2 separate regions of the Mus musculus genome follow, and region 1 is linked to region 2. The links are chromatin loops, found by intact Hi-C in ENCODE. Cell type or tissue: heart. All regions are shown on one strand. Each heading gives the region's core, and the rest is flanking DNA. Links, peaks and the distances in the headings are about the cores only. Region 1 holds the start of Rtkn2 (rhotekin 2). Region 2 has its middle 41 kb from the start of Zfp365.

The links. Peaks named below come from ENCODE experiments on the same cell type or tissue, not always from the same donor. Only the 100,000 strongest peaks of a DNase experiment are listed, where the experiment ranks them.
Region 1: it touches region 2 in a loop (7-fold over the local background); 30 of 42 quality-filtered maps call a loop at or near these places.

Annotation. Positions count from the first base shown.
Region 1 is chr10:67,978,501-67,981,417 of GRCm38, reverse strand. It overlaps Rtkn2 (rhotekin 2), which reads right to left and starts at 1,848. Exons shown (of 12, transcript NM_001359319.1): 1 at 1,606-1,848. The coding sequence starts at 1,644. In heart, for the core only: a CTCF peak has its summit at 1,711; a DNase peak (open chromatin) is centred at 1,837; H3K4me3 peaks cover 1,784 bases; H3K27ac peaks cover 855 bases.
Region 2 is chr10:67,870,543-67,873,459 of GRCm38, reverse strand. No RefSeq gene overlaps it. Among named protein-coding and RNA genes, the nearest start is that of Zfp365, 41 kb to the left of the region's middle. In heart, for the core only: a CTCF peak has its summit at 1,463 (motif pointing left); no DNase peak of the experiment used is centred there.

The DNA.
Region 1 (2,917 bases), core at 237-2,736, 110 kb before region 2:
AACCCATTAACATTTTGTTGCTTATCTTCAAGACCCAAACAAAAGCCAATTCTATGTTTTGATATTAGGATTAGAAATTACTATCTTGTCATATTTACATAAATAAGCCTTAATATATTTGCTATATATATTGAAATTATATGCATCATTCATACACACTCACACATATATACATATATATGTACACACACATACACACACACACATATTTCCCTTCCATACACTCAGCTCTGTTATCCTCTTTTCTCTTCTGTAGCATTCTTGAATGTCACTGTCGCACTAATAGCACACTTGGATGGCCACACCAGCACTCACACAATCCCCATAAGAAACTCAACAGATACTGGGTGATGGTGGCGCACACTTTTGGTCCCAGCACTCGGGAGGCAGAGGCAGGCGGATTTCTGAGTTCGAGGCCAGCCTGGTCTACAGAGTGAGTTCCAGGACAACCAGGGCTACACAGAGAAACCCTGTCTCGAAAACAAACAAAACAACAAAACAACAACAACAAAAAAAGAAACTTAACAGATCTCCATTTAGTTCAGTAGAAATAGAGGCTGTGTTAACCATCAACATAGGCGTGGGGTGTGGCTCTGCTGATTGAGGGCTTGTCTAGAATGCACAAGGCACTGGGTTAGAACCCAGCTCCACTCCATCTTAAGTCAGGCTCGGTGTGGCAGCCCTATAAAGTCCATAGTAGGAAAGTGGAGGCAAGAGGAGTTTTAGGAGTTCAAGGCTACCCTTTGACAAAGGCAAATAGGATACCTAGAATACATAACAAAAATAAGAAATATTTCACAAGAAAGTTGAAAGTTTTGTGTATGTTTGTAGCAAACACGTCTTGTGACTACTAATATGGTTTGCACAATAACTCAAACAAAGCCTGGCTCAACATTCCAGAGAATTACAGAGGACTTCCTAACAATACTGCATCTACTAAAGAAATTCTATGATCCTGCAGTATTCGCCTCGACCCACAAATCTGGCAAGAGTATATGGTTCGAACTACTATACTTCAGGAGCCGGTAAGAGGTGAAAATTAAAATTAAAATGAAGATGTCGCTACAAGGATATAAGGGGTTTCTTTTCATTAAAATACTAAAATAATGAACAGGAAGAATACTTTTAACACTTGACTGGGGTTCCCAAGAAATATTCTCGACTACACTAAGTGTAAAAGATTTTGAACATATTTTAGATAGCTAAAAAACAAACAAACACTGGATTCGTCCTCCTTTTTTCCTAGTATTTGTGCATGTATCCATGTTTAAACTTACACCTTCCTGGAAAGCTAAGAACATGCCATTTGAGCGTTCACCCCGCGGCGCCCCACAGTTTGATGCTGGCTCACACGGCTACAAGCAGCACCTTGCATTACACGCCCAGCTGCGCGGGCCGGGGAGCAACTCGAGCACCGACTCCCGGAGCATCACCTCCCCTGCAAGCCTTGGAAGACCGGCAGGTGGGATGGGCCCCGGCGTCCTCCTGTTGCCCCCGGCCTCGCTCTCCTCCTTCGGTGCACCCTTCAGGCGTGCAAGCCGCGGAGCTCGCCCGGCTCTCGGTCTCGGCCCAGGCTGCAGCTCTCCAGTCCCCTGCCTCGCTCACCTGCTGCGCGGCGAGACCCCTCAGCAGCTGCCCCTCCATCTCGGTGCAAGGCACGGCCGATTTGAAAAGCGCGCCCCAGGGCTGCAGCTGCAGATTGCACCAACCGCTCGGCCGTACCAAGTCTGGTCTGCAGGGGAACCCGGCCCACGACGCCGCGCAAGCGTACTAGGAGCCTCTCTGTCTTTAAAACAGCACGGAGACCCGAGACTCTGAACAGACCCTCTGCTACCGCAGGGCTTAAGCGAGGGCGGGGAGTGGGCGGGGCCTGTTGTGTGGTAGGCGGGGCCTAAATACGAAGAGCAAGTCCGGGTGGGTGGGGTCTGTGGCAGGCGGGGCCTGAACCCGCCTGGGTTTTGTCGGCTAGTGGGCGGGGCCTCAACTGGTGGGCGGGGTGGAGCCTTAGAGAAGGCTCGCCATAGAAATCTTTGGCAGGTGGTTTTCTTGTCAGGTTTAAAGTGCGCCTTCTTCTTGCATCCCGCCCGAAGTTGTTTAAAGGCATGAACTGACCGGACCCGACAGACCAATCAGGGATATAAGGATCCATTATCTGTCTCTCAAACATGGCTGCACTCAAAGATCATGCTCTTGAAGGCTGGGCAGACAGACACATTTTGCGAGTACTTCTGTCCCCGGGTTTGTTCGCTTCTAAAGTGACAGCAGACAACACTATCCAGAAGCCTGGTCGTTATTAGCACAGGCTTTTATTAAGAAAGAGGAAGGGGAGATGCTGAAATGCTGAACTCGAGGCCTTAAGCACAGTGAGCAACTGGTCCACCACTGAACTATCCAGCTTAGACTTTTAATTAGAGGATGTACACACCCTTGTAAAGTGTTTAAAATTACCCCTTGACATATCTTGTACCGGAAATGTGTAGGGCTTTGGACATTTTCCTCCTGAGGGAAGACTCTACCAAATCAACTCTCCTACACCACCCTCATTAAAGGCCTGGGCAAGGCTCCTTTTATAAACAGAATGACCCTGTTTATTTTGGGGACATCTCACTTGTTCCAAAGTGGACTTTCAATGATATGGTCATCTTACTTACAGACCTCCTTGTTAAAGCAGTCAGTTGAAAGATGGACTTCTTAAAAAGAAACTGAGTGTGCCAGTGAGATGGCTCAGCAAGGAATGGTGCCCACCTAATGCCAAACCTCCCCGCCTAAGTTCCAATCCCCAGGATCCAAGTGGTGGAAGGAGAGAACCAGCTCCCAAAAGTAATATCTACATATGCGCCAGGACATGGGCATACCGCCCCCCTACACTGAATACAGAGGGGGGGAGGGAAAATTTGTGTGTATGTATATATACGCA
Region 2 (2,917 bases), core at 151-2,650:
CCAGTACTACTCCGGTCTCTGCCACTGGACCTGCCAAGATAGAACAAGATGCGCTGCTACCCTCTGCCATTGAGTCCCGGCTGCCCCACCTTCCTCACTGTGAAATTGTGAGAGGAAATAAGTTCCTTAAATTACTTCTTGTCAGGTATTTGGTCACAGAAATGAGAGAGGAAATGAATATATTTCCATCTTTCGTTTTATCTAAATATGAAAGACAATATTCCCAAATAATGGAAATGAAGGAATGTGGAGACATTGGAGCTGAATCACAGGCCTATTCAGAGAAACTTATTTTTCTTCTCTTTTAAAAGTATTTTCATTAAATCTTGGAGAATTTCATACAACCTGATAGGATCGTATTCACTTCCTTTCTGATCTACTCTCAGATCTAGCCCTGTCTCTATAGCTACCTAAATTATGTCCCTACAAAAATAATAGTAGTAAACCCATGGAATCCAATTTATACTGCCAAAACATGCTTGGGCGTGTATATATTACCCCCCCCCATTGTGATCCATCTACCAGGGGGCAACACCCCTAAGGAAACCCTGACTTCCCTCTCGCAGAAGCCATCAAATTACCAATAGGTTCTTGGCTAGGGAATTTCATGCTTATCTTTGACCTCTATCCTGAAATTTTTGTCTGCCTTGAGCTTGCTGTCCCAACCACAGTGAGTTTATATGTGTGATTGCCCTTTCATGCCCAGGAAAACATTGTTTCTTTGTATCCAGCTACGATACCTCTGGCTCCACCTTCTCCTCAGAGTTGATCCCTGAGGTGTGGGGAGAGATGTGACACTGATCAATTGCACTTAGGGCTGCGCACTCCTGATAGTCTCCTATTCTCTCCACAATGAGCAGTTTGGAGTCTGCATTACTCATCTTCTATTGCAAGAAGGAGCTCAGAGAATGTGTTTCTGTCCCGTATTTTACCTTGTCTTCAGTATATGTGAATCATATGCAACTACTAACTTGCTTGGAATTTTTTAGGATAGATAAAGGAAGAAATATGTTAAGACATGAAGGCTAATGTTTGTTTCATGTGGCTTTGGCTACGGCCTCTCAATACTGGTATTATAGAGAGTGGAATTTGAGCCCTTTAAAGGTATTCCGGACATAGATAGGTGCTCAAAGAAATATGTCTCCCATTCCAGCCCAACTTATGCCCAGATAGGAGCTCAGTACCAGGTTGATGTTAAGAAAGTCTCTCAAGCAATGCCCCCCACACAGGCCATCTCTCCTACAAGTGTCTCCCCACACAGGCCATCTCTCCTACAAGTGTCCTTTATGGGATTCTCCTAACTACTTGCTACATTTTTAACAGTAGGCTTGGGGGTGTGCTGGGAAAAGCCCTAATTGATAGCATTTCTGTTTACCCTAGTGTCAATGTCCACAACTGCAGGTGAAGCCACCAGTGAACAGTGGCAGAGCAGTGGCTGAGTGGAACCACAGATGCACGGTGCTGCCCTCTACTGTTAGGAACTGCTCTGGTCCTAAATGACTACTGTCTCTAATTGCAAATGCCTCTCTCTGGGTGTCAACCCTTCTTAGGTAGGGATGTCTTTGGGTTTTTGCAGGAAGCTTCCCAGTCTTGTAAGTGGACCTGAGAGCAATAAGTGTAATAAGTGGGGACGCTGGCCACTGCTGCCTCATGTGCTTGTCTGACAGTAAAGATCTGAATCTCAATCTTGGCTCACTGCAGGGACAGCCTTTTCCCAAAATGCTACAGACTACAGCCTAGCATTTCCACTTGAAGGTCCGAAAGGTGATTTTGATGTGCTAAAAACTGAACTATCGATGCCAATGAGATATCCCAAAGATGCTTGCCACAAAGCTTGAAGACCTGAATTAGATTCTGGGACCCACACGATGGAAAGAAAGAATGGATTCCCATAAACTGTCCTCTGGTATCCACAGTTTTGCCTTGGTACCTGGGCACTGCACATGTATCATGCATGCATACACAACAGCAAGAACAACAATTATAATAAAGAAAAGGTCTTTGGAGGACATTTTTAAACCTTTGAATCAATTAGAAAATAAACAAAAGCCAGGCATGGTGGCACACAACTTTAATCTCAGTGATGGGGGAGGCAGGTAGATCCGAGTTCAAGGACAACCTGATCTAAATAGTGAGTTCCAGCTCACTCAAAGCTGCAGAGTAAGAATTTGTCTCGAAAAAGAAAAAAGAGAGAAAGAGAGAGAGAGACAGAAAGGGGAGAGAGAGAGGGAGGGTGGGGGGAGGGAGGGAGGGAGGAAAGAAGAAAGGAAGGAAGGAAGGAAGAAAAGAAGCCAAAAAAAGAAAGAAAAAAATCACATTTATTTAGCTGTTGTTAATCAGGTAATTAACAATAATTCCTGGCAATTATTCCTAAATTCTCCGAGGTTATTGTGTGGCTAAATACACACGCAAAGTTTGCATTATGGTAAAAGCCGATAGTGTGCTTTCACTTGAATATGAAATGTGCCCCACAGATACATGCTACCAGCACTTAGTCTTTCCATGGATGGTAATATCTTAGAAGGTTCTAGAACCTTTAGGTGGAGGTGGAGCCCAGCTGGAAAAAGTGGCCTACTAGGGAGAGGTTCTTGGGATTTGGGGATTGTTTAAATCCCACCACTAACACACACACAAACATGGGTACACATACGCACAGACATGGCTACACACATGTGCACACATGCATGCACACACACATACACACATAGACACATACACACAGATGCGGCTACACACATGCATTACATACACATGCACACACTTATACACAGACATGGATACACACACATACACACAGACAGGACTACACACATGCACACACACATACATGCACACACGTGCACACACACAGACACGGCTACACATACATACATACACATGCACACACACAGATATAAACATGGGTACATATACATAC